Regions from separate parts of the Homo sapiens genome. Here region 2 is linked to region 1. The links are chromatin contacts, found by Hi-C in ENCODE. All regions are on one chromosome and are shown on one strand. The core of a region is the stretch at or near the end of the contact, and the rest is flanking DNA. Distances in the headings are between cores, read along the strand shown.

What was found. A loop is a pair of places that touch in the nucleus more often than their neighbours do. Pooled maps may share reads with other maps.
Region 2: a map of gastrocnemius medialis shows a loop between it and region 1 (11-fold over the local background). The contact joins the promoter of CHRNA7 here to the promoter of OTUD7A in region 1. A Hi-C loop is called at or near these places in 6 of 168 maps with a recorded cell type or tissue (Caco-2, ascending aorta, gastrocnemius medialis and 3 more), 14 of 37 single-sample maps with no recorded cell type and 24 of 50 pooled maps.

What each region holds. Positions count from the first base shown.
Region 1 is chr15:31,867,049-31,872,411 of GRCh38, reverse strand. It overlaps OTUD7A (OTU deubiquitinase 7A), which reads left to right and starts at 1,739. Exons shown (of 13, transcript NM_001382637.1): 1 at 1,739-1,905. RefSeq lists silencers at 1,707-1,776, 4,272-4,566.
Region 2 is chr15:32,026,840-32,032,074 of GRCh38, reverse strand. CHRNA7 (cholinergic receptor nicotinic alpha 7 subunit) reads right to left here and starts at 1,560. Exons shown (of 10, transcript NM_000746.6): 1 at 1,426-1,560; 2 at 1,038-1,177. The coding sequence starts at 1,480. It overlaps LOC124903441, which reads left to right and starts at 1,479. Exons shown (of 3, transcript XM_047433397.1): 1 at 1,479-1,518; 2 at 1,687-2,218; 3 at 3,468-3,541. The coding sequence starts at 1,479. The coding sequence ends at 3,540. RefSeq lists an enhancer at 936-1,501.

The sequences.
Region 1 (5,363 bases), core at 490-2,989:
AAACACGTATCAGATAAAGTACTTCTATCCAAAATACACAAAGAACTCTTAAAACTCAACCATAAGAAAACAACCTTTTTTTTTTAATGGGCAAAAGATGTGAACAAACATCTCACCAAAGAAGATATACAGGTGCATATGAAAAGTTGCTCCACATAATTTTTCAGTAGAAAATTGAAAATTAACAACGATATAGCACTATATGCCTACTAGAATGTCTAAAATTATAGATGATAGACGGATGGATGGATGGATGGACAGATAGATAGATAAAGATAGCCAATATCAAGTGCTGGTGAGGATGAAGGAAAGGGATTCATATTTGCTGACAGTTATAAAAATGCTATAGCCACTCTAGAAAACTGTTTGGTTCTTATAAAGTTAAACAAATTTACCATAAGATCTAGCAATTGCACTCCTAGATATTTAGTCAACTAATTTAAAAAATTTGTCCGTACAAAACGCTGCATGCAAATGTTTATAGAATGTTTATTCACAGTCGCCAAAAACTGGAAACCACGCAAATATTCTCCAGTGGGTGACTAAACAAAATGTGGTACAAATAATGAGACTCCCCTCAACAATAAAAAGGACTATTACTATACACAATAACATGGATGAATCTCCAAGGTATAATGATGAGGGAATAAAGTCAGTTTCAAAATGTTACATATTGCGTAATTCCATGTATACGACACACTCACAAAGACAAAACCGTAGCAATGGAGAACCTATCAGTGGTTACCAAAAGTTAGGGTTGGCGGGGGCGCTGTTATAAAAGGGCAGAACTAGGGAGCTCTTTATTGCGCTAGTGGTTACATGAATCCAAACAAGGGTTCAAGATCACAGGATTATATATCAAATAACCAATTTTACTGAATATCAATTTTAAAAGTCAAATAAATTATTAAACACTATTAAACATATACAATGTTTAAAGTCAAGCAAAAAGTCCTAAACTAAAAGTAAAATAATGATTGTTTAGAAGTACACCAGGATGGTATGGGTCATCTGCAATATAACGTCCTGTTTGGGATAAGGAAGCGTGACTACATCTACAGGGTGACGTGAGAAGGGCCCAGAGCAGCGAGCAGGTCTTGCCATCAGGGAGGGGAACCATCTGAAGGGGTGGCGTGAAAAAGTCTTTAGAGGAAGGCAAAAAATGGGAAAAGGTCAGAGAACCTTTTTGGGAGGTAAAAGGACCAGCTTTGGATTAGGCGTGATGCACAGGCCCCAGCGCAGGGCGTAGAAACTGCAGCCTGGACAGCCTGGGTGGGAGAAAGTTTGGGATGTTTAGGAAGGAAGGGTGCGCCAGCCAGGGGGAAGAAACGAGACAGGTGGCCGCAGATGGCGCGAGTCAGGCAGCAGGAAAAGGCAGGCTGTTTAAGCAGCCTTTTCCTGCAGTCCAGGCGGAGAGCGCAGAAGGAGCACCCCGAGGGGCAAGCATGGGAGAGCCGGAGCGGGCTCGCGGGCGCGCGGGCGCTGTACGTCCCCTCCTCGGCTCGCGGCCGCGAGCACGCGCTCTCCGTGCCCGGCCCCGGAGGGGCGGGGGCGGGGCACAGGCGCGGCGCGCGCACGTCCGCGCGGGGCGGGGGCGGGGCGCGAACGCGACCGGTGACGTCAGAGGAGGGCGCGCGCCCGGAGGCAGCAGGCGGAGCCGGGAGGCGGGCGTTGTGCGCGGCCGCGGGCGGAGCGGAGGGGCGCGAGGGGCGGAGCGGAGCGCGGGAGGAGGCGGGGGAGGAGAGGCCACCGGGACCGCGAGCGGCAGCTGGGGAGGGGGCCGCGGAGCCCGAGCGGGAGCAAAACAGCTGATCTGGTTTTCCTTTAAAGCGAGAGAAAATGGAAGTCGGGTAGCGGCGACTGCGGCGCTGCGGGCTGGCGGAGCGGAGCGGCGCGGCGCGGCAGGTAAGACGGCGCTGGCCGCGGTGCTGCCGGCGGGCGGCGGGGCCGGGCCCGCGGACCAGGCAGGTGCGCTCTCCGGGCGCGGGGCCGGCGCCGTCTCCTTCCCGAGCTCCGTGGCGAGGCAGGTGGGCGTTGAGGCCGGGCGACCGCGGGGCCGGGGCGCGGGGACGCGGGGGGCGCGGGCCCCGGCTGGGCTCGCCGGCGCGTCTGCATTGCGGGCTCCGCTCCGGACCCCGCGGGCTCCCGGGCCACCGGCTCCGGCCCGGCGTGGCGCGCCTCTCTCGGGCAGGGCGCGGCGCTACCGCTGGGTCGGGGCTGCTGCCTCCGCTCAGCCCTTTGGCTGTCCGCACTGGAACGTGATGCCAGGCGTGGGGCGACCGACCCCTCGGTCCGTGCGCGCGCGTCGGGGGTCCCGCGGCTCTTGCAGACGGCCGGGCAGGGCCCGGCCCCGAGCCGCGCGCGAGGCCGCTCGCCGGGCACCGGAGCTGTGACTGCGTGGGTCCCCGCGGCCCGGCGCACCGCCGTCCCGCTCGCTCTGCTGGGTCTCGCTGGACAGCAGGCAAACCATTAAGGCAATTTGGCTGTGAACCCAGAGGCCTTCCCTAGTATCTCCTCACTGGAGGGGAAAAAATTGCATCTGCGGTGCTTTAAGTGCTCCTTTAAATTTGGGAGATGTCAGTGATGTCATCATTAACTAAAACTTTCCTTCATTGGACACAACCGCTCAAGTGTACCCTCCTCCCTCCCGGTGAAGCTATTGCAGCCCTTTGAGAATCTCTGTAATAAAATGGATTTGCCTCTGCTCTGTAAACTCAGCTACCTCACACAAGTGCAAATGACTTTTATTTCTGTCTATTGGCTTGAGAATGTATAGATTTAAGAGTAGCTGAAGGGAAACTTGTGAGACCCCGATCAGGGAAACGCTTCATCCACAGCACAAGGATCCAGGGGAAAGTCATGTATGACATGCACATGGTTACCGCCAGGTGATACCTTTGTAAATGGAAGTGGGCTGTAAGAGGAACAATTTTTAAAAATATGATGAGGCAGATAATGTGTCCAGGAAAAGGTTGACAGCGGGGCCTAAATCTTTACAGGTCTTAATTGCTTCAGGAAAATCTGCAGGTGTCCTTCACCATCCTCCTCCTCCTCCTCCAGGGTGTGCCCGGAGAAGCCTGCCCTGGGCGAAGGCGGGGAGGCAGGTTCACTAGGGTCCTCCCAGCAGCCGTGTGTCCCACCAGCTTCAAAGGCCTCTTCAAGACCCAAAGAGGGTTCACGAGAACAGAGGTAGATCTGCACGGCACACTCAGTTCTGGATAAACATTCCCCACTAAATGGGATCAACACTCCATTATTTTATTGTGAGTGTGCCATTAGTACCAATTCTTATGGGAACAAAACTAAGCAAGTTCCCAAGGCAATCTGAGTATCTACTCAAGCCTATCATATCGAAAGGATATCCAATAAGGGACAAAAGTATTGACATTTTTGTATTTAATAATTAATGACACCTCCTAATTGGTTAAAATAAGCATGCCTTAAATTGTTAGTGTGATTTTATTGGATCTGTAAGGAATTTAATACCATATGCCACTCAAAAGTTGGGACCTGGTTAGGAACTTCAATCTCTTGAACCCTGTATTGGTGTGAAAAGAATGGGAAAACAGTGGTTACTTAGGCCTTTAGTGTTCAGGCTGATAATGGGTGGAAATCGCCGCTTTACGAAGTATTGCCACGTGCGGGTCTCACTTGGGCCTGGATCATAGATGGCAGGTTTTCCCTTAGAAAGTAACTCCTGAGGCCCCCAAGCTTGGTGGAGAAGGAGAGGGGACACCTTTCTCTGAGCAAGTGTGTGTAATTCTTGGCCTCTGACCTCCTGATGGTGCCGCATTTATTCCCAATGGTGTGCCTAAGTGAGATGAGAAACTGGCTCCAAGTGAGCTGCTTTTGGATGACACTGCTCCCGCTGTGTGTAGTTGCTGTAGAACTTAACTCTTGAGTTGTGGCAGAGATTCTTCTTTACAACATGTCCTCAATAGTATGAAGATTGGTTTTTCAGGGTCTGCATTGCAAACTCTTTGAAAATGGAGTCTGTGAAATCAATCTGGCCCCGTATCCATCTTTTTGTTTTCACCTGTAGACTCGTGAAAATATTCACCACGTTTATGGTTTAACTCGCTGTAGTACTAGTAAAACTTCAAACGGAAGTGTTTCCACTAAATCTTTAGGTATGGGTCACTTATTTCCCCAAAACATTTTAAAACAACCGCTTTAAAGCCTCTTCATCCCGCTTGTATGTTTAGAGTGCTTAAATTTGGGAGTTGTCAGTGATTTCCCAAAAGAGATCACTGTCACATCTTCCGTTTCTAAGAAGTAAAAATTGCCCTGATTTTCTTTCTGTTCCCTTTGGGATATTAAGGTCATTTATTCATGCCTTAGGCCCACGGAAGAAAGGTTGAATTAGCTCTTGTGGGCCAGCAGGGGGCGTGCTAAACGCGGCTTGGCGGGCCTGTGTCAGAGCCACCTTGGGAGTGGATCTCCAAGTTGAGGTGGGTGCATGTGTGTGCGCCGGTGTGCTCCGCCCCCGCCCCCCGCCCCTCCCCCTCCGCTCCCGCATGCCTGTCTTCCAAGAGATGGAAACTTAAGGAAGGGTTGGGGGCACATACTTGAATGACCAGAGGTTGTGGAGTCTGGAATGTAGGCCTCCCTAGCAGAGATTGCTTCAGTGGCTCCATGTCTTTGGAAGGTGGCTCTTAGCACACTTTGAGTCTCAGGATTGAGTGCCTTCTCAGACTGCGGAAGTGAGTGTTAGTTTGGAGAGGAGAAAGTTGACTTCAGTGAACTACAGGCTGGTGTCCTGGTCATGGCGTGAATGTGCCAGCCAGGGCAACCCCGTGGAAATCCTCTCCTGCACACCCTTGATGTTTGCTCCTGGCTTTGACTCCCGATTGACTTAGGCCCTGGGACCCTGTGTGGTAGTACTTCCCAGAGGGGCCTATTTGACCCCTTGCACTGAATTATAGGTGGCGGATGTCCACTTAGGAAGTAATTCCTGTGGCCCCCAAGCCTGGTGGAGGAGGGAAGGGGCACTTTGCTCTGAGCAAGCTGTGTGCAAGTCATGGCCTCTGACCTTCTGATGGTGCCACATTTATTTCCATGACGTGCCTAAATGAGATGGGAAGGGCTCTTGGCCTCAAAATTTCTCTGATGAAAAACGTTTCGTTACTGTGCTTTTATTTTTCCCTATAAAATGAAAACAAGAAAAAGCAACTGTGCTTTTTCACTTAAAATGTGCTTTATCTGATTTTAAGTGTGTGCCAGGTTATTCAACCACATGTTCCCTGGGAGACTTTTCCTCGCAGGGACTGAACTCAGAGAGGCCAGCTTGTGCTCCAGGGCTATTTTGGTGAGTTGGGATGGGTGTTTCCCATGCTTAGATGGTCATTGCAGCATCTGGGTGT
Region 2 (5,235 bases), core at 311-2,810, 160 kb before region 1:
GGGTAACTGTTTATTTGTAGGATTATGAAATATCACCTCTTACCTTTTTCCACTTTGCCAGGTAGCTCTTAGCACTATTTCTTTTTTAACCAGTAATTGTGGCTATTCTCTCACCTCTTTCCCATCATGCTCTCCCTCCCAATGAACATTATTATCCCTGTGCCCCACCCTGCCACACTCCAGGGTGCTCCACAATAGAATCCGATACTCCGTATAGACAAGACACCAAACCCACTTATAATGAATTAAACACTTGTGTGAAGTATTTGTATTGTATGGAGAATATACCATGAATATTGAATATCCAAAGCAGCATAGAGGAACAATAGGCAAGTTTACACAGATTGGCTAACTGAAGTGGGCACTAGCAAGGCTGCAAGGCAAGAGACCCACGGAACTGATGGCAGCTGCCTGGAGGGACAGACACATGTATTCCTGACGGGGAACCCTGAGTCCTCGGAGCAGGACTCCCAGTACCTGTCCTCACCAGGAAGGCAAAGCATGCCCATTCCTAAGATGGGGTCACAGTGAAAGTTCACAGCTGGCCCTCTTGCCCTCTGCCTGGATAGATTCGCCAGCTGCAAAGCTCAGGGCCAGGCCCCCACCAAAGAAGTTACATACCATAGGCGGCAGAAAAGTCTAGAAGTGGCTAAATTGACAATGCTGGAATGCAAGTCAACACTTACACCATAAGGGAGATTAAAAAGTGAACTTCACCTGTTCTTGCTACTGAGTCCCAGCTCAGGATGCTTGAGTTTCTAACCTGAGAGAAAGGTGGGACCCAAGTAACCATGCACAGGTGGCCAGGGTGATGGAATAAGCTTTACCAGGTCCCTCCTTGGCTGGAGGGGAAACCGAGAAATGAGACACTCAGGAGAGGGCAGGCTGGGGACAGACTCAGAGCATGGCCCTGCCTAGCTTGGGGCCAACTAGAGTGCCCCAGCCGAGCTCCACCGCCTGGCCGCCCGACGCTGTCTAAAAAGCCCCTCGGAGCCCAGGAAGGGGAGAGGGCAGCCCTGTAGCCAGGCGGGACTCACCACGTCCATGATCTGCAGGAGGCTCAGGGAGAAGTAGACGGTGAGTGGTTGCGAGTCATTGGCCACGGGCCTCTCCAAGGGATTGTAGTTCTTGACCAGCTCCTTGTAAAGCTTCCTCTGGAACTCGCCTTGCAGGGACACTTAAGGAGAGAAGACCCGGGCAGGGGGCTCAGGGCAGGCCGGCGGGGGTACCCCCGACTCCCTCCTGCCGGCGTCCCCCGCCGCCCACCCGGTGCAGCCCAGACAAGCAGCCCCCGCAGCGCCCCCGCTGCCCCTCCCCGGCGGCGGGGAGATCCCAAACCTGGCCCAGGCGCGGGGCGCACAGAGGCGCCCGGGATGTGCCCGGGATCCCACGGAGGAGTGGAGGGCGGGGAGGCAGTGGCTTTACCGTGCAGGAGCGACGCGGCCAGCGCCAGCCAGACGCCTCCCGGCGAGCAGCGCATGTTGAGTCCCGGAGCTGCAGCGAGCCGGCGCGCTCCACGTCTCGGCTGTCGCCCGGGCCTGCGCCTGCGGCCACAGAGGCACCTCGCCGCTCGGCTCGCGCGCCTTTAAGGAGCCGGGCGCGCGCCCCCGCCCCGCCCGCCCCCGCGCGCCTCTCCACGTGACGAGCCCCGCCCCCGCCCCCGTCCCCGCCCCCCCATCCCTCCAGCCCGGGCCAGCGTCTCGGCGGCCACCCAGGGAACTGCAGCCCGAGGTGTGAGCGGGAGGTACTCCCGGCGCTGGGTACGCTCCGGGCACCTCCACCCCCAGTCTCCACCGAGCGGGCTCTCGGCCTCGCGCCTCTGGCCAGGCCAGGGGCTGCCCAAGGCCAGGCTCTACCTCTCCCTTGCGTTCTTTGTCCCCACTCAGCCCGCTCCCGCTCTCAGCCAGAAGCTGCGCTGGGCACTCGGGAGAAAGCCGGGACAATTCTGGGGTCCAGTCTTCCCGGACTCCCTCCTCCACGCCAGCGACCGGGTGGCAGCTATAGGGAACCAGGCTTCGGAAGTCTTGCCAACCAGACAAAACAGACCCGAGGAAGCCCCCCTCCTCCCGCTTTCCGCGAGCCCCGGTTTGCTTTCCGCACCGTTTGCTGGGCGCCAGCAGCCAGACTCTCGGCTGGGATCTGAAGTGCTGGAGGCACCCTGTCGGGGAGGAGAGATGCCGCCAATGTGTGTGATGGGATTCCCAGTGGTTACCCTAATGTATGGCTCATTCTTTTTTAAAGGAGATTAAAAAAGATTGAAAAGTTAACTCCTAACTCTTTGCTGGAAGGACAGCCAGAACTTGGTGTTCTTATCTAGGCTCTTTTGAGCCAGCGCATTGGAAAGAGTAAATGAGGAGAGGCTCTGAGAGGTCCAGGGAGTGCGGAGAGTTCTTGATGTTGAAGAGGGGGCTTGATTTTGGAAAGAGGAAGGGAGGGAGGAAGGCGCCAAGGGGCGGCTTCCAGGGTGGCTGAAGCTCCATCCCATTTGCTCCCTTCTGCTGAGCACAGCAGCGCCCTGCGTCCGCGTAGGGGGCGCTGCCACCTTCTTTCCTGCAGCCCCCGGGCATCCGAGCTCCACCAGAGCAACTCCCGTGGACCACGCAGCGGCAATGCCTGGGTTTCTGAACTGCCGAAAACCACGGGATTCTTTTAAGACTCCAAGAACTAGGGAAAGGCTCACCAAAAGGTGACTGAGCTTGACTGTACCCCAGTAGCAGGAATGGGGGACTGAGCCCAACTATTTGATTTGGAAGAATAACGCAGTATATTGCCCTTGCCATGAAGTGTCTTAAATGTATTACTGTTAATGTACACATGTTTAAACAAAGGGTCAGCATAGGCTTTCATAACTGCGGTAAGAGCCTAGAAGAAGGATTAGCTGTTTTTGGAGAGTGGTTAATAGAAGAGGTGACAGCTGAACTGGATTCACCTCAAAGGATAGCAGTCATTCTGCCAGGAGAAAGGGACGCCAGGGGTCCCTGGAGAGCAGACAGGCGTGCCCTTAGCTTCATCTGGCTCTTGAGTCCCCCTACCACTTCTAGCAGTCCGGACATCACAGAGCAGGCACTTGATGAATTAATTATCTACAGGGGATTAGTTGTTGGTAAAGGGAGAATTAGAAGAAGGGAAATAAAACCCAGTAGCAGAATAGAGAAAGCCCATGAAGCATCAGTGAAAAGATTCTCAGTGGCACATCCCCTGCACTGGTCATGGGACTGTAACAACACTCTTCTACGAGCGCTGAAAGTACCTAAGAGCCCTGTCTTCCCTTCTAGAAGAGCATGAGCCCATGGGGCCAAGGGAATTTATTGATTTTTTCTGGAGTATGGCTATCAGGATCACATTCCTGAAACCAGAACTGCTTCTTTACCGCCATTGCACCCCATAATATCAGAAACCTAGAAATAAACCATTTTCAGGTGAGACAAGCAATTCGTAAATATTTATTTGTCCTCTGTTCTCGCTAGGCACCTGGAGGACCTGCAAGCGCAGTCCACTCACTCAGCTTACAATGTAGGACTGCTGGAAGTTGGAAAATAAACTTCAGTCTCCCCTGTGCCATAGGTAGGTCTGTGAGTTTGGCTGTATTGACTCCCATCTATGGGACTCAGGTTTTTCATTTGTGAAACGAAGAAAAGAGCAGAACATTCTTGGAATAGAGCTGACGGGACTGTATAGGTTCTACACTCACTCCCGTTCCCAAAGCAAAAAAAAAAAAAACAAAAAAAAACAAAAAAAAAACAGCAAATAAAACATAGCAGGATGTGAATACATGCCTGGGCATACCAAAAATATAGATTCTATGGGTAAGAGGGAAATTTTAACACACTCTCAGGAGGTAAGGTGACCTTGGGCTTGGGGCCTATGAGAGGTGGGGAACTGGAACTGAGATATTCACATAAATCCAGAAATTGGTGTAATCTCCTTTCCAGTGTAAAAAAGACCAGGAAACCTCAACCATTAGCCAGGGAAGTGGAAGGAAGCATGTTTTCTGCTTGGGCTCCGGATAGGGGGAAAAAGATAATTACACATTTAAAAACCAAAAAGTGCATTAGGCTTAGGTGTGGAGTCCAAATGTGTATTATATGGTTTAGAATTCAAGAATTCCTCCGGAGGAAGATTTAGTAACTTTACACACATGGGACTCCAAAAAATGCCCCCAAATCGCAATATCCATGAAAATCAGTTCAAAATAAAAAATATAAACCATTCAAGGAAACAAACTCTACATCATCCTAGGCCATCGTCAATTAGGGAAAGTCAGTAGGCAGAGTAAACAGGAAAATGTGTGCCTCACAATTTGAGATAATAGGACACTGAAAAATAAACTATAAAATTTGTGGCCGGGTGCAGTGGCTCACACCTGTAATCCCACCACTTTGGGAGGCTGAGGCAGGTGGATCACCTGAGGTCACGAGTTCGAGACCAACCTGGCCAACGTGGCCAAACCCCGTCTCTACTGAAAATACAAATATTAATCGGGCATGGTGGCAGGCACTTGTAATCCCAGCTACTCGGGAGGCTGAGGCAGGAGAATCGCTTGAACCCGGGAGGCAGAGGTTGTGGTGAGCCCAGATCATGCCATTGCACACTAGCAGGGCAACAGAGCGAGACTCCATCTCAAAATAAATAAATAAATAAAAATAATAAAAATAAATAAAATTTGTACGTTTAAAATGGTAAAGCTAGTTATCATAGTGGGTGATGTCCATTGCAGTGATAATCCTCAATTCTCATTGGCTTACCACAATGAAAGTTTCTTTCTCCCTCACACCACAATCAAAAAGTTCAGATGACTTTGCTGGGTGGCTACCTTCCTCCCCAGGTCTTTCAGATATAAAAGATCCTTTCATTAAATGGAGAGTCAATGTAAGACAAAAGCACTATTCAAAGAATAAATTCTGAGAACTTTTCAATATTTACAAAAGACATCAAACCACAAATTCACTTGGTCATGGATTTGATTACTGCTGAATTTAATTTGTTAGTAGATTTTAAAAGAATTTTCTATGTATATCCATGAAGGATATTGCTCCATCATTTTCATTTCTTGTAATTTTATCATCTAATTTTGGTAGAAGATCTTATGCTTCCTCCTCCTCTACTTTCTGAAATAGTTTGTGCAAGATATAATTTGTTTCTTAAATGTTTGATGAAACTAACTAGTGGAACTATCTGTGTCTGGAGTTTTTGTGGAAAGATTATTTTCTTAACGTTAACCCAATTTTTAATAGA